2 separate regions of the Homo sapiens genome follow, and region 1 is linked to region 2. Evidence: chromatin loops called from intact Hi-C (ENCODE). Cell type or tissue: IMR-90. All regions are shown on one strand. Links, peaks and the distances in the headings refer to the core of each region. The heading gives the core; the rest is flanking DNA.

Region 1 (11,577 bases), core at 1,482-9,481, 66 kb before region 2:
CAGGGTACCTTCTGGTTTCTGGAACTATTTCAAGGTACTGAACCTGTTAAAAGGTAAGAGTTGTTTAGTCCCATAAATTCATCCTGACTTGATCAAAAATATGCAATTCCACCTACACATCAATGAGAAGACCAGCAACCCAACAGAAAAAGATGGGCAAATGAAACACTCACAGGAAATGAAACACAAACAGCTCTTACACAACAGAAAAGATGCTCAGTATAAGAGAAACATAAGACACACCTAAAAAGAGAAATATAAAATGAAAATTCATTGAAATATGATGCTTCACCTTTCATATCGGTAAAGATCAAGAAATCTGATAACACCCTGGGCTGGAAGTGAAGGAGGGAAAACCATGTTCCATGTTTCTGGATCCCACTTACTGCTGGTGGGGATATAATCTTGTCCAACTTGTATCAAGGGAACTTTGGCTACTCTTATCAAAATACCAAATGAACATGCACTCTGACCCAGGATATCCACTTCTAGAAGTTACTTACAAATAAACTCACATATATAAAAAATGATTATGTACAAGGTTATTCATGAACTGTAGTACAATTGTGTCTTAGCTAAAAACTAGAAAAACAGAAACACCCATTACTAAGGGACTAATTAAATAACTCAGTGTATCTATACGCTGGAATACCATGCAGTCCTAGAGGGAAGCATGAAAACGTTCTTTATAAAACGAAACAAATGGCATGGTTCTCCCAGATAAGCTTAGCGGGTAAAGCAAGGATGCAAGATGAGTTAGGTAACCCCACCTGCTGACATGTGTACAAGGTGGGGGTGGAGAAAGTACACAATGCGCTTGACTCGCACATCCATACATCTTCTAACAATGGCTGCCTTCAAGGAGGGAAGTGGATTATGAGATGGGGAGATTTCCCACCATCAGCTTTATTGTGTCTTTTAAATTCTGAACCATGGGGATGTAATAGCAATTCAAAAAATAAAAGGTTGGGGTTTTTTTGGTTTTGTTGTGTTTTTTGTTTGTTTGTTTGTTTACAATGAACTGAATAAATAACATTCAGCTCCAAATTCGCAAAAAAAATTTTAACATTTGTGTCAAAATGTGTGGCCAAAAGGTTAAAAATATCCAAGTGATCTGCTGTCTCCTGGTTTCAACGTCATCAGGGTCCATTTGGCCACCAGAGGGTAAGGAAGGCTCTACAAACACGCATGTTTCTACCCACCCCGCTCCCCAGTCCTGACTGCGTCACCGCCGGCACTTTCTCTAATGTGCACGAGTCTGAGACGCACTTTTCAAGAATAATTTGATTCTGTCCATCCACAGGCGGCCCATTTCTCCGCGGTGCCGTTCGCAACAGGCTTTCGCCTCTGCGAGTAAATCACGAGAGGACACATAGAAGGTGAGCCACACTAATTATGAAAATCCACAGTGTGAAAGGACAGCGCTGCCCTGACCATATGCCAAAGAGTTCAAAGCCGGCCTCCAGAACACGGTCCAGAAGAGCTGGAGGGAGCGTCAACATCCGGGGGACTCTGCTAATACTCGGGCCCAGCTCCGCAAGCTGCGGGTCCATCACAAAGGACAGCCGCACTAGGCTAATATCGCAGACCTGGGAACACTGCCACTGCCATTCAGGGGCGTATATGGACAAGACAAAACTGGCTTGGCTCTTCGGGCCAGGGGTGCCTTTTCCAAGGATACTCAGAGCATTTTGTGGGAACCTTTCACTCAAAGTGAAAAATAATTCCTAAAACGTGCATAAAACCCGCCTTGAACAATGGCTGCTCGGTTCCTCTCACTCCCCCAAATCATGTCTCATTTTCCTACAACTGATATCCTCCGTCTAGCCCTTTAACTTTATCTCCGTGTTGGCTTTCTGACAGACCAAGAGGCTCAGATTGACAGTGGTGGTGCCATTTGCTGGGGGCTGTAAACTAGTTCAAAAAGCTTCCAGTCTGTGCCAGGATGCCACCTTATTGCCAAGGCAGGATTTGCACTTTACAGAGAAACTGGCATCTTAAGTAAGTATCTGGGTCCATACAGTGATTGCTGGTCTACAGTATTCGTTTTTTTGTTGTTTTTTTGTCTTTTTTTTTTTTTGAGACGGAGTCTCGCTCTGTTGCCCAGGCTGGACTGCAGTGGCGATCTCGGCTCACTGCAAGCTCCGCCTCCTGGGTTCACGCCATTCTCCTGCCTCAGCCTCCTGAGTAGCTGGGACTACAGGCGCCCACCACCACGCCCGGCTAATTTTTTGTATTTTTAGTAGAGACGTGGTTTCACCGTGTTAGCCAGGATGGTCTCGATCTCCTGACCTTGTGACACAGTATTCTTTAATCACAGACTAAATAGTAAGTACTATGGAAGTTTTGAGAACAGAAATGTACTTTCACATTTTTCTAATAAAACCCAGATGAGCTGACAGCATCAGGCCATTTTAGGGGAGCACTATACTCAAAGTGCAGACGCTCCTGGAGGTGAAGCAGTGATGCCATGGCTTTCTAAGTTATTCTAGTCTAAGAAGATTCCCAACAGACAGAAAGAGGGAGGAACAGGATTGGTTCCAGGTCAGGCCCTCAATTCATCACTCAGTGTTGGCTTTTCTGCTCACTCTCCTACCAGTGCCAAAATCAAGTTTGTTTAAATTAAATCCTAACTCAGCATAGACAGATTTGAGCACTTCCTTCTTAACACCAAATCATCTCCCACTCTACAAATCTAGAGGTTCCTGTACCAATGAACTCAGAAATAAGCTCGACATAAAGAATTCTTAAGGCTGGCTGAGCTGCACACATGACATCCTGGAACATGGCTACCCAATTAACACCAACTTAAATCTATCTTCACGCAAGAGTTACTTTAAATTTCAGGTGAGACAGTCTTGGGATGAAGAAAGTGTAGGAATGGAAACCTTCCTTCCCAGATGGACTGGGATAACACCACTGAACTCATTCTCACTTATATATTAGGTCAAACTGATCTTTGATTCCCAAGGGTGAGATTCCACCGTGTTAGTCTGAAGAAGGCCAAGGAACCACAGTGATGAGCAGCTCTGGCCCTGAAGTCAGCCCTGAGGTTTGAATCGTAACTTCTTACCTCTGAGAACTGGGGCAAGTCAGTTCACTGCTCTAAGCAGCCTGAAGTGGCTTCTTGGTAAATGGGGAAAATGCTACTACCTATTTTGTAAGGCTGTAGTTAGACTTATGGAGGTAAGGCCCGCAGGAAGCTCTGAGTGAATGGGAGTTACCAACACCATTAGTACGTGCTTACATTAGACCCAGAGATTCTAAGAATAGAAAATAAGATGACCAGACTAAAAAGCTCACCAGTTTCGGAACTTCAAATTCCGCAGCTATCTGCCAGTACCCCTCCTCATTGGGGGATAACATCACGACATCAAAAGCAGAAGCTGTGGCCACGGTTGCATCGTCCTGGCTGAGGGCTAGTGCCTGTATTCTTGCATCGTGCTCAAAACGATGAACAGGGTACTTTCCGGTCCTTAAATCCCAAATATTAAGAAACCCTATGCAGCAAGAAACAATGCAGGTAACAATTTTAAATTTACTTAATATGTTCAATTATTTTAAAAACATGCAACACAAAGGAAAATTTTTTAACGGAGATACCTTGGAAATGAGACCCAAGTCTAAACACGAAATCACTTACGTTTCATATATACCTGATGCACATGGCCTGAAGGTAATTTTATACAATATTTTATTTTACTTTTTTATTTTTTAGAAACAGTGCCTCACTCTTCGCCCAGGCTGGAGTGCAGTGGTGCTATCATAGCTCACTGCATTTTTGAACTGATGGGCCTAAGTGATCTTCCTGCTTCAGCCTCCCAAATAGACAGGACTACAGGCGTGTGCCACCATACCCAGCTAATTTTTAATTTAGCTGAGACACAGTCTCACTATGTTGCCCAGGCTGCTTTTTTGAACTACTGGGGTCAAGCAATCTTCCTGCCTCTGCCTCCCAAAGTGTTGGAATTACACGTGTGAGCCAACGTACCTGGTCTATACAATATTTTAAATAATTCTGTGCATGAAGCAAAGTTTTGGCTGTGTTTTGGCTACAAACCCATCACATGAAGTTAGATGTGAAATTTCCTACATGTAGCATCATGTCAGTGCTTAAACAGTTTCAAAGCATTTTGGAATTTTGGATTAGGGATGCTCAGCCTGAATTTCACATCCTTCCTCAGCGCCATCCTCCTAAAGCCTCTGTTAGCAGCAGTGCTTTATTTTGCACAGCTCTAAAACCTGTGCTTCAATATCCCACACTTGCCAAAAATGCCGATTTTCCACTCTTCTCCCAGCACCTGGAATGCTGCTACCCAGATTAATTCCTCTTTCACACACTGGCCACACACCCTTTCTCCAGGGTGGTTTCCAGACCGGTAGCATCAGTACCACGTGGCGACTTATTAGAAATGCAGACTGTCAGGCACCAGTAACTCTGGGGATGTCCACTGGAGTTTAGGACCAGTGGTCTACAGGAGCTTATGCTTTTCCAGTCAGATAACCTTTTCTGTACTTAGCATTTCATTGATTCTTCTTTCCTCAAAAATAATTTCTTTTTATCATTCCCAAGCTATTTCCTTCCCTTCGAAGATTTACCCAAGAAAATGATTACTCTCTGCATTAGGCTGGTTAATGCCTTGCTCCAATTCCAATTGATTCAATTTTTCAAAATTCACCAAGAAATAAATGTGTGGAGATAACAGTTTGTGACTATTTGAGTTCAAATCCAGCTCCAGCACTTGTTAGCTGACGGACTTAGGGGAGCTGCTTAACAGCTCTGAGCCTGTTAGCCTTTCTGTAAAGTTGAAGACAACATTACCTACTACATAGGACTGTGAGGCAGATGAAAGGAGACCGGCCACACGAAGCACTGAAGATGGACCATTCCTTTCTGTCTTTTATTTTTATGCAGTCTATAGTTCCTGCTGTGTTATAAAACATATTTAATCTATCAATGCTAATTCCCCTTCTATTGATCATCCGTAAATCTAGCCCTATTTCCTATAACTTCCTATTATCTAGAACAGACCAAGCTTTTTGCTTTCCTTCTCTTGGCAGTGTATCTTCCTATCTTTCTTTTTTCTTGCCTTCTACTTTGTCTTTAAACTATAAATGCTTTGAGTTTAGGATCTTACTATAAAGGATCATTCAGCACTAAATAAATATAGAGAATTGGAAGAAAATAATACATTTGGGCTGCTTTGCCAGACTTCCAAACTGTCAGTAGGCTAAGGAAGCAATTATAAACAAAAGCAGAGCCTTCTTCAAGCTAAATGTTGCTTCGCATCTAAAACACAGTGCACTCTTAAGAATTATGATAAACTTGGGGGATAAGCGGATCACAAAAGGTTCCACAGCACATTCCCCTGGCAATTATTTTGGCAAATTCTTTCCATCCTGACTCAGAAGAGAAAAATATGCTGCAGAAAATGCCAGTGGCTCTACATATCAGATGGGAGATCGGCTCTCCCATGCCAAGATGTCTGCTCTTAACATGGGCTTCCTTCAAACACTCTGCATTGCATTTGTTTGCATTTGTTTTGAGACATCACAACAGTAAAGAGAAAAAAAACTCCCATTTGCATAGAGCTTCTGAGTCTTCAGAGACTCGTGTGTCTCCTCTCACTGGGCATTCACTTCCATCTTGGGAGGCGCACCATTTTACTCCTCTCACAGAAAAGAAACAGAAGCACCGAGCGGTTAAACAACTTGGTCCAAAGCCACTTGTTATGTCATGACTTGGTACGTCATGAAGTTGGGCTGGAATTTAGCTGGAAAAGTGCAGGATGAGCGGCTGCATTTGTAAGTGCATAAAATAACTATGAGCTCAATGAGTAACTGACGTACACCATCACACTCACCCTGGGTGCTGCCAAGCGTGGAAGCTATTTAACCACAGCTCACTCTAAGCACACATGGAGTTTATCTATAAACACATTTTTCATTATTAATCAAGTATTGGCTTTGCTGGCATCATTTTTCCAACAGAACTTTATGCAATAAAATATCCTTCACCACAAGGTTGAGTAGCACAGAGCTATCCTGAGAAGAGTCTTTTTGGGAAAAAAAAAAAAAAAAATCCAGGGCTCCATCAATTAAATGGTCAAATCTTTCTCTCCTGAAAGCCTGTTGTGTCTTCATCTTTTTCGATTTCCCCTACTTCAATTATAAAGTGTCGCACTTGATCAGATCCTCACTTGTCGGGGGGCTGATATCACGTGCACAGTTCTTCAACATCATTTTTAGGTGCAAAATCATTTAGGATTGTATGTCCTCTTGATGAGTTGATTCTTTATCACAGGCAAAGTCCCTCGGTATCCCTGGTTACTATAGTCTTTGCTTTGAAATCCACTTTGCATGGCCACGCCAGTTTTCGATTAGTGTTAGCATGCAGAACTTCTCCCATCTTTTCGCTTGTGTCTTTATATGTTTAAAGTGGGTTTTCCATAGACAGCATGTAGTTGGTCTTGCTTTTAATTGGGGTGTTTAAATCATTTATATTTACTGTGATTATTCATAAGGTTGGGTTTAATCTACCATTTTGCTAATTTTTTAAATTTATCCCATCTGTTCTTTGCTCCCTTTTCTCCTCTTTTGTTGCCTTTTTTATTTTTTGGATTGAGTATTTGGGATAACTAAATGTGGTTATTCCATTTTAATTCCTTTGTTGGCTTGTTAGCCAAAACTCTTTGTTATTTTAGAGGTTGCTTTTGGATTTTAACATAAGTCTTTATCACAGTCTACCTGCAAGTAATAGTGTATCATTTCACATGTTATATAAGAACTTTAGGCTGGGTGTGGTGGCTCATGCCTGTAATCCCAGCACTTTGGGAGGCTGCGGTGGGCGTATCACTTGAGGTCAGGAGTTTGAGACCAGTCTGGCCAACAAAGTGAAACCCCGTCTCTAGTAAAAATACAAAAATTAGCCAGTCATTGTGGTGGGCACCTGTAATCCCAGATACTCAGGAGGCTGACGCATGAGAATTGCTTGAACCTGGGAGGCGGAGGTTGCAGTGAGCCAAGATAGTGCCACTGCACTCCAGCCTGGGTGACGGAGTGAGACTCTGTCTCAATTAAAAAAAAAAAAAAGAACTTCACAGCAGCATACTTCCATTTCTTCCCTTCCAGCCTTTGTGCTATTACTGTCATACTTTTTATTTCTACATATGTTACAAACTTTTTATTTGTACATCTTGTAAACCTTAAATACATTGTTATTACTTTTGCATAAGCAGGCAATTATCTTTTAAAGATATTTAAATAATAAAAAAGCCATTTCTATTTATCCATGTAATTACCACTTCTAGTTCTTTCACTGTCACTTTCAACATCACAAAGTCCTGCAGCTTCTGCAAGGTTTGCAATTTCCCTTTGAACTGTATTGTTGGATATCTGCCCCAAAAGCATATGGGCAGAGTGGGCAGGAATAGATACAGAAGCTAACAGGGAGGGGTGTTTGAGTGAAAGCTAATTTTATAAATGGTCAATTTATCAGTTACTACAGTTATATCATGGCTACTTTTATAATCTCAAAACTGCAAGGACTTGAATAGTGAATAACTGAATTACAAGAATGCTCTATAATAGTGTGGCTGATTATCATCAGCTACATTTAGCCAAAAAGGAATCAATGCAATAATACATTCAACAGGTAGTTACAGAGCTCCCTGTTTTGTACCAAGGCACTATTCTAGGGACTGGGGATATCACAGTGAATAAGACAAAATAAAACAAAAAAAGTCCCTGACTGATCGAGCCAACATTTTAGTGACATATAAGAATTGAAAGGATACCTGTTTTCATAAAACACACACTGGAGAGAAACAAATATTTAATAACTAAAATATAAAACACAATGATCACAGAGAGATATACACAAAGCACAATGGAACAATGAATAAGCTTAACTTTTGGTCATGCTGTCACACTATTTTAAGACCCCAGAAAAGGAGCAGCAAACTTTTCTAGATGTTTTAACTTGAACCAAGTCTGCATTTATTGCATAACTACTAAGGAAGAAGTAGTTAATGCCTGTCAGGGTCAAGGAAATTCACTTCTCAAATAGGTATTTTTTTTTAAATCTGATATAAATTCATTTGAAAGGTCAAGTGTTATCATACTGCGGACCTAGCAATGAAATGGATTTGGCTCCTGACACTGTGAACTTGTGAAATGGCAAGACTGTGTCCTTTTCCCTCTCTATGCCCTATGGTAAGGAATTCACAGTGCTGGATGTGGCTGTACATCAATAAAGGTTTGCTTAATGCTTGTCATATGTTTCAGCAATGGAACATTTGGTTGTAAGAAACAGACACCCACTGAAACTGGCTTAAACATAAAAAGGAAACTGACTGGAAAGGAATGAGGCTACTTCATGGAGCCCAAGGGCAGGAAGTACAGCTGGAGGTGATAAGGGATCAGAACCAGGAACCAGGAAGACATGCAGAACCAAGGTAGTGTATGTAACTTGTGTGCACCACAGATCTTATCTCTGCTTCTCTCTGCAATTCTATTTCATTCTTCTTTTCGGAAACCAGCTTTCTCTCATCCCTGGGTACATGGAGAAAGGTGGCTGTCCCCATTCCAGGAGGTCTTCTACTCCAAGAATGCAACAAAGTTTGAGTCCCAACCAGCCCATCCCAGTCCATGAATCAGCTTCCCCCAAGAACTGGGGCCCCATCCCTCATCCAATTAGCTGAGGCCAAAAGACTAACTCAAATACTATGAACATGCCCACCTGGAGAGGGCCTGGGGAGGGACCTCAGGGCAAGGAGACAACCCCCTGCCCAAAGATCTCTACGACTTCTCTCCTGCACAGTAGGCCAAGGTAAAACAAGAGAAAAAGTCTCAGCAAACACAAAGGGAGGTTCTACTTGGTTTCTTGGCAGTGGCATAAGAAGCAAGTGTTTTTTTTTTTTTTTTTTTGCCATTCCCTGCACCAGGCATCATCCTGAAGGCCAGAGTTTATAGCCCCCATTTTGCCCCACACTAGAGAAACAGAAAGAGCAGGTGTTTTTCTTCCTTCCTGACCAAACCTCAATAGCTGGATAAAAGATGATTAATTCTGAGTAGTGCTGGGATTGCAACAATACTGTTTCACTCATAACAAACAGGAAAAGGATGCAGACAAAAGAAGAAACTGGGTCTCTTGAAACATCCAGAAGACAAGTGAGGACCACTGGCCCAATAAAGGAGAAGGGGCAGGGCCTGGCACTCCCACCTGCTCCCTGGGCTCAGGACCCTCCACCTTGACAAGCAGCAGCCAGGCTGAAGGAACTCTGAGCTCAGCCTAGACCAGTAACAGCCATTAACGATGACATGAGTAACGATGGCCAGTCTTTCGAGGAGACATAAAGCCTGCTCAGCAGCTGTGGATGGGCACCCATGCCAGTTTGCAGCAGGCCCCTCCCACCTCCCTAAGGAGGCCAGCCAGAGTGTGGTAATGAAACTGCACATAGTGGAAATGGGATCTAAATGAGTTTAAACTGATTTATGTTAGCTTTTGTAAAGATTACTCGATATCTGGAAAGTGCTACCACTGTGAAATAATGTCGACAATCCTTAAGACCTCTGTCTAATGGTACTTGCACAGAATATTTATATTCTTCGTCATGGGAACAAGGACCATAATGGATACCATTTTTGTTTTATTAGGGATGCATATTTAAATTAATCTGCTATTTGCCTAAACAATTAGCTGCTTCTGTTTGTGTGCACAAAGCCAAAATTGCAATTAAGCTTCCATCAAAAAGATAAGTCCCAACTAAAACTGTCCCGGTGGAGTCATAAGAGCTCAGGGCAGAACTTTCCAAAATTACTTTTTAGCATAATGGTAATTATGTTAATTGCCTGAAAGGTAAATAACTGCTGAACTGGTTTTGGAAAAAAAACACAATTGGTATACTCTTCCCTCCCCTTTGATCTTTTCCATGCACCACAAAATTTAAAACAGGTTAACAGTTTCGAAAGGTCATAGACTAGTCCCTTCTTCAACTACAGAGCTGGTCTTGTGGTCTTTAGTGGTTTCTTGATTAGAAATTATTTCAGCCGCGAGCTCCCATCCTCTTGAGCTTCCACAATAAACACCTGAAGCTTGGTGTCAACTTCATGATCGTTAAATAGACAGGATCAATTAACTGCGTTCAGAGATACTGAATGAAGTTGACTATTTATAATAAAGACAGCTGGCAATCTCAATTTCTACCATGTAAATAAACACTTGCCTATCAGAAATTAATCAGGAGTCAAAAGAAATTCTGCAACAAAGGAAAAGGCATTTTGACAAAAATTTTAAATATACCCATAGCACTGACTTAACACGTACCTCTTTGTTCATTAAGTCCACACATCACCACTCTGAAATGCAGGCCAGAGACATAAAACTAGCATAAAGTTGGACAGGACAAAAGTTTTTGCTCTTCATGGAAGAGGTGCCGGTGGGAGATTAGTATCAGTGTAGACAAGGGTCATAAAGAACAGCTAAACCACGGAGGGTCACGAAAAAGGAAAAAGGCTGAAGTTTCTTGTTACTGCAGCTACTGTGGCATGCCATCCTGCTTTCCCGCTGACCACAGCGCTACAGCTCTGTTGCCTAAGGCAGAAAATAAACAGAAAACATTCTGGAATCTGCATTTTAGATTGACAAGTAAAAGAATCTGAATAGGCTTATGGAGGAGGCGACTGGTTAGGGCATAAACAAAGCAGCGAGATCACCAAAATAGAAACTGAGTCAAGAGAAGAGGAAGTAAGATTGAATATATTTAGTAGCTCTCAAATTCAAAGCAGAAAGAACACCTGAAAAAGAAGAATGAAAAATGACGAGACAGCAGACTGAAAAGGAGGCAAATAGTATATTGTTAAGACTATGGCAATGTGACTAGATAGAAGAATTTCCAGTTAACATCTTAGGAAAAACAGATTGATGGAGAAGGCAAAGAATTTGGACCAGCTTCTACAAGGGAAAGTTCCAGAGGGCAGGTAACGTGAAAGAGACATCACTGTGCATGCAGCCTCAGACTGAGGCCAGTGTTCTCTATAACCGATATACACATGATATAGACTCTATCCCGAAGAGATCAGCAGACACTGGTAGTAGCAGATGCCTCTAAGGAGGGGAGTGGGGAATCAGTGGACTGGGTGGTAGTAGATTAAAAAAAAAAGATCACTACTGAAGCTGAGTGATGGGTACACGGGGGTGCATCATGCTATTCGTTCCATTTTTGTGTATTTTGAATTTTTCACAATAAAAGATTTTTAAGAATAACCATTTGAAAGGCTATCACTAACAAAAGTAAAAATACGTTAATTTGTGTTTTACAAACGTTTTCAACAGCCACACTGCAGACTAAGTGTCTTCTCAGATCTACGGTGAAAATTCTAGTGATGACATTTTGCAGCCTTTAGAAATCCCATTCCAAATCCTGAAAAAAAAATCTTAAAATTATACTATCAATTAATTCCCTTTCAAGGAAAGTAATAAATGGCTCAAATAAAAAGCAGGGGGAAAAGTCTACATAAAGATTTAAATGATGGCGAAACTGCAGTCGGTTCTGAGTTACCTAACACCAAATAAGA
Region 2 (11,223 bases), core at 3,224-11,223:
TTAGTAACTAATTCATCAACTTCAGTTTGTTATTATTGGAAATATCATTTGAGAAACACCTTACAAGAGGCAGAGTTGTGAGCATATTTGGCCCTGTGGTTGAAAACACACCTCTTTTATTAGTGTGCATGATCTGACAAGGATATGAAGCCACATCCTGGACAAAAGCTGTGGTCTAGTAACCACATAAATCCTACTACTGTCGGGCAGCAGAATGTCTTAGGCACTCTGATTGGGTACTTCCCACAGTTCATAAATGTAGGTTAAAAACACTACTTGCTACTAGTGTGCAGAGAAATACCTTGTTATCTAAAACACACTATCAGACAGAGGTTGGTTAATGGATATAAAAGTGCAGCTAGACAGGAGGAATGAGTTCTGGTTCTCTGTGGCACTACAGGTTGACTATAATTCACAACAATTTATTGTATATTTTCAAATAGCTAGAAGAACAGATTTTGAATGTTTACAACACAAATAATAAACGTTTTAGGTGATGGATACATTAATTACCCTGATTTGGTCAATATACATTGTATACATATATGACACCGTGCCCCATAAATATGTACAATTATAATGTGTCCATTAAAAATAAATAAATAAAGATGCTATCAGTGTTCCACCTAGACTACTGCGAAGCACATAGCCATCCAAAAAGTTATGGGCCACGTTAACCCAACTCTACACTGACTTAAAAACATGAAAATGGACAACACTGACTTAAAAACATGAAAATGGACAACCTGTCATTTCAGAAACAAAGATATTCCAAGAAGAAGGAAAAGGAATTAAAGACATTAGAAATATTAAAATAGAGAAATCTGGTCAAACTATAAAAATATCAACATGGCTACAATATTTAGAGAAAGTAATTTTGGGCCGGGTGCAGTGGCTCACGCCTGTAATCCCAGCACTTTGGGAGGCCGAGGCAGGCGGATCACGAGGTCAGGAGATGGAGATCATCCTGGCTAACATGGTGAAACCCCGTCTCTAATAAAAAAATTAGCCGGGCCTGGTGGCAGGCGCCTGTAGTCCCAGTTACTCAGGAGGCTTAAGTAGAAGAACGGCGTGAACTTGGGAGGCGGAGCTTGCAGTGAGCCGAGATCGCGCCACTGCACTCCAGCCCGGGCGACAGAGCAAGACTCCGTCTCAAAATAAATAAATAAATAAATTAATTAATTAATTAAAAATACAAAAAATTAGCCGGGTGTGGTGGCAGGCGCCTGTAGTCCCAGCTACTCGAGAGGCTGAGCCAGGAGAATGGCGTGAACCCGGCAGGCAGAGCTTACAGTGAGCCGAGATCGCGCCACTGCACTCCAGCCTGGGTGACAGAGCGAGCGAGACTCTGTCTCAAAACAAAAAAAAAAAGAAAATAATTTTGCAGTAGTTGAATAGCTCTCAGCAATGTGAGACTGGCCAAATTTATTCTATAGGAAACCAATAAATTCAAAATATTAGTATTCCTTCAATGTTAAGGAAAAGTATCTGTTTGATAACATACAACCTTGCTTTTAATTCTTTGACAATGTCTCAGATATCGATTCTCTACCACTATTGGGGACTTTCGTCCTGTATTACACATTAAAATCACCTGTGGAATTTAAAAAAAAAAATGCCAAGGGCCCTACCAAGACCTACTGCCCTGAATTTCCAGGGTTAGGGCTCAAGCACCTCCTTTTCTTTTGAGACAGAGTCTCGCTCTGTCGCCCAGTCTGGAGTGCAGTGGCACGATCCTGGCTCAATGAAACCTCTGCCTCCCAGGTTCAAGCGATTCTCATGCCTCAGCCTCCCAAGTAGCTGAGATTACAGGCACACATCACCACATCTAGCTAATTTTTGTATTTTTTAGTAGAGACAGGGTTTTGTCATGTTGGCCAGGCTAGTCTCGAACTCTCGGCCTCCACCTGCCTTGGCCTCTCAGAGTGCTGGGATTACAGGCATGAGCCACTGCACCCGGCCTCAAGCACCTCTTTCTCAGGCGATCCTCATGCACACTAAAAGTTGAGAACACAACCATACATCATAGGCAGATATAAAAATCTATCCATCCCCTTTTTCCTAGTCAAGGGAAAAAAAACACACACACACACACTCAAAGGGGTCATATTACTTATTTAATTTAAAGTCAGTGAATACTAGATTTTCCCAAAGTCTACTGGACTTACTCCAAAAACACTGAGAGAAATTGCAAAGAGATCCATCCCCAGGGAGGCTGATTTGTATTCCTATGTGCTAATGTAAGACTAATTCTGTAAATGGATTGGTTTTGTGCCTTACTGTTAGAAATTTAATCTGTCTTCTCTTGTTTAATAGAAGAACAGATAATTACTAAGAGCCAAAGCAGTAAAAAGTGAAGAAACTGACTTAAGGTTTTTGTTCCCAATGTACATCTCCAGGGCAAAGAGGACATGAAAGATCTCTCTGGGTGGTGGTTTAAGAAACTGAGAAAAGCACCTTGAGTTCAAAGAAGAGATTTGCAATAACATTTTTACTAAATCTATGACTGAAACTAGTTTCTTTAGGCGTTTATCTCAACTTTCCATGTACTGCAAAAGCTGAGTGGAGTAGACCCACACAATCTCAATCAGAAGAAATAGATGAGTTTCAGTTTCACCTGTGTCTTCTTTGAGAAGAAAAAAACTGGTTGGCTGGGGGAAAAAGGTCTGAAAGGCAGTCGAGATAAATAAGCATCCATTTATAATCCACAATTTGTCTCGAAATATATATTCTTATATACAAAAAGAAAAAAAGTCAGAAATAGGCCAGGCACAGTGGCTCATATCTGTAATCCCAACACTTTGGGTGATTGAGATAGACAGATCATTAGGGGCCAGGAGTTCAAGACCAGCCCAGGTAACATAGTGAGACACTGTCTCTAGACAAAATAAAAATAAATGAGCCAGGTGTGGTGGCATGCACCTGTAGTTCCAGCTACTTAGGAGGCTGAGGTGGGAGGATAGCTTGAGTATGGGAGGTCAAGGCTACAGAGCCATGATCACACCACTGCACTCCAGCCTAGGCAAAAGCGAGAGAGAGCCTGTCTAAAAAAAAAAAAAAAAAAAAAAAAGTCAGAAATACACCAAAATGTTAACAATGGTAGCCTCTAAGCAATTATATTACTAAAGACTTTTATTTTCTTCTATTCTTCTGAATTTCCTAAATATTTCTACAGTGAGCACATGATATTTTCACAGACACAGAAAAGCAACACATTTTTAAAGTAAGGTAACTTATGTTCAAAATACTATCTAAATTCAGGGCCACACCAGGTGCTAGGGGGAGGGAGGTGCTGTTAGCAAGTATATAAGAAATGGTCTACACTCAAAGAGCTAAAATCTTTTATAGAGGTAAGTCATTGTCACGTAAAATGAAATACAGGAGACTACAACAGGCAATATAGATCGTCCCCTAAGGTACTCCAAAGTTCATTAGTAAGCCAGCCATATAGAAGCTGGAAAACATTTCTCCAAACAAACAATGCTACAAAGAGCGGCTAAGCTCCCAAGCAGTCCACAAAAAAACAATTCGTCTCTTAACATTTAACCTAATCCCCATGCCTAGCTATGAGGAAGAGCAAAAGGTATTCAATAAATGTTTGTTGATCACATGTGCGGGTGATATAAGTGAACTATAATACTATAGAATCTAACCAGCTCAGTGCATTGCACACAGTAGATGCACAATAAATGTCCATGGAATTTGATTTATCCTTTTTTTACGAGAATAGGCTTTCCAGCTTCAAGACATATTCTCACTCTCCTGGGGACTCTGGCAAGGAAAGAAGGTAGAAGATGCCAATCTAAAGAAATGCAAGTGCTGGGGGAAATCCCAGGAGGCTGGGTGTGGTGGTGAAGGAGGGTGGTGTGAAGCAAAATGGGCTGGGCCTCTGCTTTGAGCCCCCTTTTAGTCTAAACTGGGATCTGAGCTTTAGGACATGGCGAGGAGAGAAGACAGGAAGAGGAGAAGCTTCAGGTCCCAGAGGGGTACCACAGTGGGTGTGGTTTTTGAAACCACAGTGGGTTTGTGAAAAGAGTAAAGATGTTCACATTAAGGGTCCCAAACACTGCAGGCACATTCCCACCATCAGGATTGGCTATAGAATTTGGGGGGCCTGTTGGTCACAAATGATTAAGATCATTACAAATGATCAAGGCAACAGAGCATTAAACTAAGTGCGGGTCCTGGTCACCACAGAACCTTTGCACTTGCCCGTCTTGGCCTAGAATCCCCTCCCCCAGATCTCTGTATGTTCACTCCTCACCTCCTTTAGGTTCTCCATGAAATGTGACCTTCCCAGAAAGACCCTGTTGGACAGCACTATTTAAAATTACAGCCCCTCCCCTGGCAGATACACTCTATCCTGTCTGCTTATTTCTTCTCCAGAACATTTATTTATTACCTGACAATTATTTGTCCATTGTCTAACTCCCTCTTCCCCAGAATGTAAGTTACACAAGGGCACAGGCTTTTTTCTGCCTTGTTCAATGCTATATTCTCAGTGCCTGGAACAGTGGCTGGTACCAAGAAGACACTTAATAAATATTTGTGGGATATGAATGAAACCCAAGCTGCTTCAAGCAGCAGACCGTTCCAACAAAGACCGCATGTAAGTCACAAGTTGTTCTAGTATACACAGGCATCATTTCAAAAGGTTCGTAAGTGGAGGCCTGCTAATTCACGAATAACATGAAAAAATGAACAGCACTGAGGATAAGAACTTTTTAGTTGGGGGAAAGGGAGAAATTTGGGCTGGAGAAATCACGGAAGAATTAACACAGGAGACAGAACTCAAGCTGAGCTTTAAAAGGCAGGCAAAGAACAGGAAAGAGGAAAGGAAGTTATTCCAGTTAAGTCAATTCATGAGTACACATTTGGTTTGGTTTGCTGTCTCACTGCATATTAGCCAGAAGAAAAGTGTTCACATTAGGGAGCTTACTTATTTGTGTTTAACTTAAAAACAGAAGAAGGTTAAGCCATTAAATCTATCTTGTTGGCAACACAGATGCAGGATCTGACAGGTTAAATATTGACATGGTGAGTGATAAATATTGGCCAGCAGTATTAAAACTTTCAGCAGACCTAAAACTCCATATCTTAACCTGGAAGGATGCTTTGAATGTTCAAGGGTTCTAACAATCATAGAGCCTTTATAAAGTCGCAGTCAGAAGCAGCAATTTTGCCCACATTATTTCAACTCAACAAACATAGATAGGGCCCCTACTGTACTAGTAAGGCAGGTGGAGTTAGAACAGTAAGGCAACAGATCCTGCCCTCCAGGGATTCACAAGAGGCGGAAGCTAAGGGCTTATCGGTGATAAGCTTCAGTAAAGAGGAAGTAAAATAGCATAGCAAACTCTGAGTACTAACGATAATGGCACCAGCTTACATTTATTGGGCCCTTACTGTACTCCAGGCTCAGTGCTAAGTTCCATGCCTATTTCATTGCCTCTTCACGAGATAGGTACTAACATCATCATCATTTGACAGCTAAGGCAGGGGAAATTAACTTGCCCAAGGCAAACTGGTAACAGCAGAGCCAGAATCTGAACTCAGGTCTGCTTGACTGCAGAGCCCAGCCCCATAGCCAAGACTGTCCTGACTCCATTAATGTCATTCTTTTAGTTAAAAGAAACAAGACTTTAGGCTCTCTGAGGACAAGGAGCCATTCTGTTTACTGCTGATTCCCCAGCACTGAGCTGATCAATGAATATATGTTGGATGAACAGAAAACACAGTCGTCCCCCCTTATCCGCGGTTTTGCTTTCCATAGCATCAGTTACTTACAGTACAGTATTATGAGAGCCCACATTCATATAACATTATAGTATACTGTTGTAATTGTTCTATTTTGTTGTTGCTGTTAATCTCTTACTGTGCCTTGTTTATAAACTTTATCATTGCTCTGTGTATATAGGAAAAAAAAACATGGCATATACAGGGTTCAGTACTATCTGCATTTTCAAGCACCCACCGGGGGTCTTGAAATGTATCTCCAGTGGATAAGGTGGGACTACTGTATTCTCAGTTAGTGCTGCGTCACACACCCACCTAAAATGGATATCAGTTATTGCTCTTTTTTCCTGCCCAACATCCACTTCCTCTATTTAGGAAACCATCCCACTCCCACTCTTAGTCAACACAATTTAGGCAGAGCTGACCTCACCTTCATCTTCAGGAATGGGCAATGGATTCGAGTCTGAACAATTTGAATCAGTGATTGGCTGAAAGGTGGACACATGACCCAGTTTGCAGCAATGGGAATTTAGGTTCATGACTTGCAGCTCTCTTTCCCTTGAGTTGCTAAGCAGATAGAAGACTAGAGTTGCTGGTAGCCATTTTTCCCCAAGAGGAAAGCCTGTCTGTGAATAAAGTCAACAAAAGGAAAGCAGGATTAAGAGAAGGCAAATCCTACTTACCTTAGGTAAGCACCCAGAACAAACATTACCACCTGGAATTTTCAGTTACAGGAATCAATAGATTCCAGTTTGGGTTTTTAAGCCAGTTTGGGTTGGGTGCTTGTTGCCTGCAGCCCAGAGTCCTGATACACCACCTAAATAAAAATGGAGCCCAAGCAAGTTGGTATCACAGCCACTCCACTGAAGAAAGCAGCACACTTGCAATTATACTCAGGTATATCCACTATCTCCAAGAAGCCTGGGTTTATGAACAGAGGAGAAGAGAAGACAACAGAGAAAGTGCCTACTGCCTCTGAAATTCTGACCAGGGATGTGTTCTTTCACTAGTTTACTTATACTAAGAACTCTATCAGGTGCCAACTGAGGTATTCCCAACTCATCACCTAAAAAGAGATGGCTGCTAAGTGCTATTACTAAAAGCTTCATAAAACATGAGGCTTGGGAGGAGTCCTGCGTTGTTTTTTTTTTGTTTTTTTTTTTTTGAGGTGGAGTCTTGCTCTGTCACCCAGGCTGGAGTGCAGTGGCGCAATCTCGGCTCACTGCAACCTCTGCTTCCCGGGTTCAAGCAATTCTTCTGCCTCAGCCTCCCCAGTAGCTGGGACTACAGGCACGTGCCACCACACCCGGCTAATTATTGTATTTTTTAGTAGAGACAGGGTTTCACCGTCTTAGCCAGGATGGTCTTGATCTCCTGACCTCGTGATCCATCCACCTCGGCCTCCCAAAGTGCTGGGATTACAGGCATAAGCCACCATGCCCAGTGAGTCCTGCGTTTTCATGTCAGCTTTGCTTGCCCATCAGAGGTTCTGGCCTATACCAGCCAGATGACACTCCAAGGCAGCACTGCTCACCTACCCATCCAAAGGCAACTTCACTTTTGATTGCTAACTTATTAGTTGTTCTCTCTCTAGTGATGGATACTGAAGACTCTGAAGTGGAGGAGACTGCACCAGAAATACAACAGGGTGCACTAATGAAAGTGCCAAAGGTTGGAGAAGAAACGGGGGCAGGGAGGAAGTGTAAGAAGGTAGTACCAGATTTTATTTCCCATTCATGTCAAGTGGATCAGCTTCTGTTAAAGATTCTAGGGAGTCTCAAATGGAACTAACTCTTCCTTTCAGGAGCCACCCATGGATCAAGCAAGGATTCTTGGGAAGGCACAAGGCAAAGATGATAAAATGGTTACCCAAGGCAGATCTAGCCCACTGACAGGTTTTGTTTAACCTGCAATGTTAGCACCTAAAATCTTATTAATTTTTATTAGTTACCAACAATTAAAAATTGGAAGAGCTTTTGAGGTAGACTGACATAGTGATGGCCCCAAATTTGTTCATGTCTCTCTGTATCCAAGCACTTGGGTAAATCCACACTGACTCTGGACTTGGCCACATGAGAATAACAAACATGACCTATGCAGACTTCAAAAGCACCATTGCATCTGGCCACTGGGGCTCGCCCTCTTGCTGCTCTTGTAACTCTGAGAATGCCCACTTGGGGCTAAGCTAAGCTGCTGTATGATGACTCATAACCCAGATACACACCTCTTTCTCTCTCTCTCTCTCACACACACACACACACACACACGCACAATTAGCCAACCCCTAGAAGCAGAGCAGCCTAGGTGACCACAGCTAACCTCAGACACACGAGTGAGCTCACCCATGCCCAGCCCAAGCTGCCACCCTGCAAAATGGTGAGCTAAATCGTGGTTGTTTTAAGCCAACGTTTTGGATGGTGTTTTTAAGTGAGACAGAATCTATTTTGCCCAGGCTGGTCTCAAACTCCTGGGCTAAGGTGATCCTCCTGCCTCAACTCCCCCAGCAGCTGGGAGTACAGGCATGTGCCACCATGCCCAGCTTGGATGGTTTTCTCATGCAGAAAAAACTGAAGGAGTCCACATAAAAATACATATTCCCAATTAAAAAAAAAAATCTAAAGACCTTACAACACTGGGACCACATTCCTACAGGGCAACAACCAGCTAATGGGGGCAGTGGTTATTACCCTGACCCCAGCCATGGCATGTATTTCCCAATGTGTCTTTATCATCTTGCCCATGCTGGGGTCAAGTTCTGCTGTCATGTCATCTCAGCTGGGTGTTGATTTATGGTAAAGAAGAAAGTGAAATACTACATTCCACATACACAAGTTACTATCAAAAGTGAGAAAACCAGTACAACTACTTTGGAAAACTGTCAGTATCTACCAAGGCTAATCTATGCATACCTTATGACTCACCAATTCCACTCCCAAATGAATACTCAGGAAAAATGTGGACACATTTTTCAGAAGATGTACAAAACATTTATGGTGGCACTATATCTGAGAGTCCCAAACTGGCTATCAACAAACTAGCAACAATTCCCATCAACAGTAGATAAGATGTGGCATATTCATAGGGATCAATCTCACAGATAATGCCATACACGAGAACTCAAAGACACATGAGTATGTGCTGTTTGACTCCACTTAATATACAGTTCAAAAACAAACAAACTAAATGTGGTGTTAGAAGTCAGGTGAGGCCAGGCATGCAGGCTCACACCTGTAGTTCCAGCACTTCGGGAGGCCGAGGCGGGCAGATCACAAGGCCAGGAGTTCAAAACCAGCCTGGCCAACATAGTGAAACCCCATCTCTACCAAAGATACAAAAATGAGCAGGCCGTGGTGGTGCATGCCTGTAGTCACAGCTACTAAGGAGGCTGAGGCACAAGAATCACTTGAACCCGGGAAGTCAGGGTTGCAGTGAGCCAAGATCATGCCACCGCACTCCAGCCTAGGTTACAGGGTAAGACTCTATCTCCCAAAAAAAAAAAAAAAAAAAAAAAAAAAAGTAGTCAGGTGAGTGGTTACCCTTGGGTGGAAGAGAAGTCAGGTGAGTGGTTACCCCTGGGTGGAAGAGAAGTCAGGTGAGTGGTTACCCTTGGGTGGAAGGGAACACAGGGCAGGGGAGGTGGTTCTGACATGCTGGTGATGCTGCCCTGTGACCTGGCTGCTGTTTACATGGATGTGTACACTTGAAAATTCATCAAGCTGTGTATTTAGGCCCTTGTAAAGGTCAATACATAGTTTGAGCTTAAAAACTTTTAAAAGTGGGAAAACAAGACCAAGATGGCCATGTTTAAAGACAATTCCTACATGTTTAATTGTGACAAAAAGAACAGCTGCCACTATGAAACGAATTATAAAGCTATGACCAGAACACATAAAAACACCTGATGAGCTGGGAGAAAAGACCTAATGTGCAACACCCAGCCTACCTCACTCACGTGCATTACCTGCCTTAGCCCTGTGGGCTCTGGGGCTTGCAACCACTGACACAGGAATCCAAGCCTTTTCCATAAACCTTGTCATCATTTATCAGCCTGGAGAGAAGGAGTAGGTTTATTATCTAAAAATCAGTTACTTTCCTAATGCTCATCTACAGATTAGTTGAAAATAGCCACTGGAGAGAGTTGTTGGGAGAAATGAAGACGATAATGTCTCTAAACCCTTAAGACAGTACCAAGGAGACAGTTTACGCACACAATGAATTATAACTTTATTTATAGCAGTGTTACTAATGATTGCAAAGTCTTGTTTTCATTTTTTATTTTTTGAGATGGAATTTTGCTCTTGTTGCCCAGACTGGAGTGCAATGGCACGATCTCGGCTCACCACAACCTCCGCCTCCTGGGTTCAAGAGATTCTCCTGCCTCAGCCTCCTGAGTAGCTGGGATTACAGGCACCCACCACCATGCCTGGCTAATTTTGTATTTTTAGTAGAGACAGAGTTTCTCCTTGTTGGTTAGGCTGGTCTCGAACTCCTGACCTCAGGTGATCTGCCCACCTCAGCCTCCCAAAGTGCTGGGATTACAGGTATGAGCCACCAGGCCCAGCCTTTTTTTTTTTTTTTTTTTTTGAGACAGGGTTTCGCTCTGTCACCTAGGCCGGAGTGCAGTGGTGTGATCCCGGCTCACTGCATCCTCGACCTCCTGGCCTCAATCAATCCTCCCACATCAGCCTCCCAGGTAGTGAGGACTACAGGAACATGCCACCACGCTGGCCAATTTTTGTAGAGATGGGGTTTCTCTACGTTGCCCAGGTTGGTTTTGAGCTCCTGAGCTCAAGAGATCCATCCACCCACCTCAGCCTCCCAAAGTGCTAGGATTACAGGCATGAGCCACCTTGCCCAGCCACAAAGTTTGCTTTTTGCCTGCTTTTGACAGGGTCTTGCTGTGTCACCCAGGCTGGAGTGCAGTGGTGCAATCATGGCTCACTGCAGCCTCAGCCTCCTGGGTTCAAGCGATCCTCCCACCTCAGCCTCCCAAGTAGCTAGAACTAAAGGGGTGCACCACCACACCTAGCTAAATTTTTTAAATTTTTTGTAGAACCAGGGTTTCACTATGTTGCCCAGGCTGGTCTTGAACTCCTGGGCTCAAGCAATCCTCCTGGCTTGGCCTCCAAAGTGGTGGGATTACAGGTGTGTACCACCACACCTGGCCTACAAAGTCCTCTTTAAAATTAGAGGTGCCCCAAAAGTTGTATGCTACTCATAGAGAACCTAGTAGTACCTAATGTGGTGATTCTGAAGGGGGCAGAGGAGACCAGGGAAATGAATTCCAGGAAGACAGGGAAGGCCTTTTCCAACAACATGAAATAGATTCAGATGTACCCTCCAGATTCTCCAGTATGCAGGTCCCTTCTATTTTCAGAATACTACAGACCCTTGAACAACATGGGTTTGAACCGCGTGGGTCCACTTGTATGCAGGTTTTTTCCATAAACGTTGCATCGAATGTGCCTGCCTCTCCTTGCACCTCTG

What was found. Peaks named below come from ENCODE experiments on the same cell type or tissue, not always from the same donor. Only the 100,000 strongest peaks of a DNase experiment are listed, where the experiment ranks them.
Region 1: it touches region 2 in a loop (2.0-fold over the local background); 2 of 110 quality-filtered maps call a loop at or near these places.

Annotation. Positions count from the first base shown.
Region 1 is chr12:116,977,129-116,988,705 of GRCh38, reverse strand. It overlaps FBXW8 (F-box and WD repeat domain containing 8), which reads right to left. Exons shown (of 11, transcript NM_153348.3): 6 at 3,304-3,500; 7 at 1-43. LOC100506551 (a long non-coding RNA gene) reads left to right here and starts at 1,369. Exons shown (of 4, transcript NR_103809.1): 1 at 1,369-3,052; 2 at 3,330-3,523; 3 at 8,287-8,456; 4 at 9,117-11,266. In IMR-90, for the core only: no CTCF peak of the experiment used is centred there; DNase peaks (open chromatin) are centred at 5,405 and 5,785; H3K4me3 peaks cover 427 bases; H3K27ac peaks cover 763 bases.
Region 2 is chr12:116,913,670-116,924,892 of GRCh38, reverse strand. The region is part of intron 1 of FBXW8 (F-box and WD repeat domain containing 8); the gene reads right to left. Among named protein-coding and RNA genes, the nearest start is that of FBXW8, 8.3 kb to the right of the region's middle. In IMR-90, for the core only: a CTCF peak has its summit at 7,897; DNase peaks (open chromatin) are centred at 7,912 and 8,642.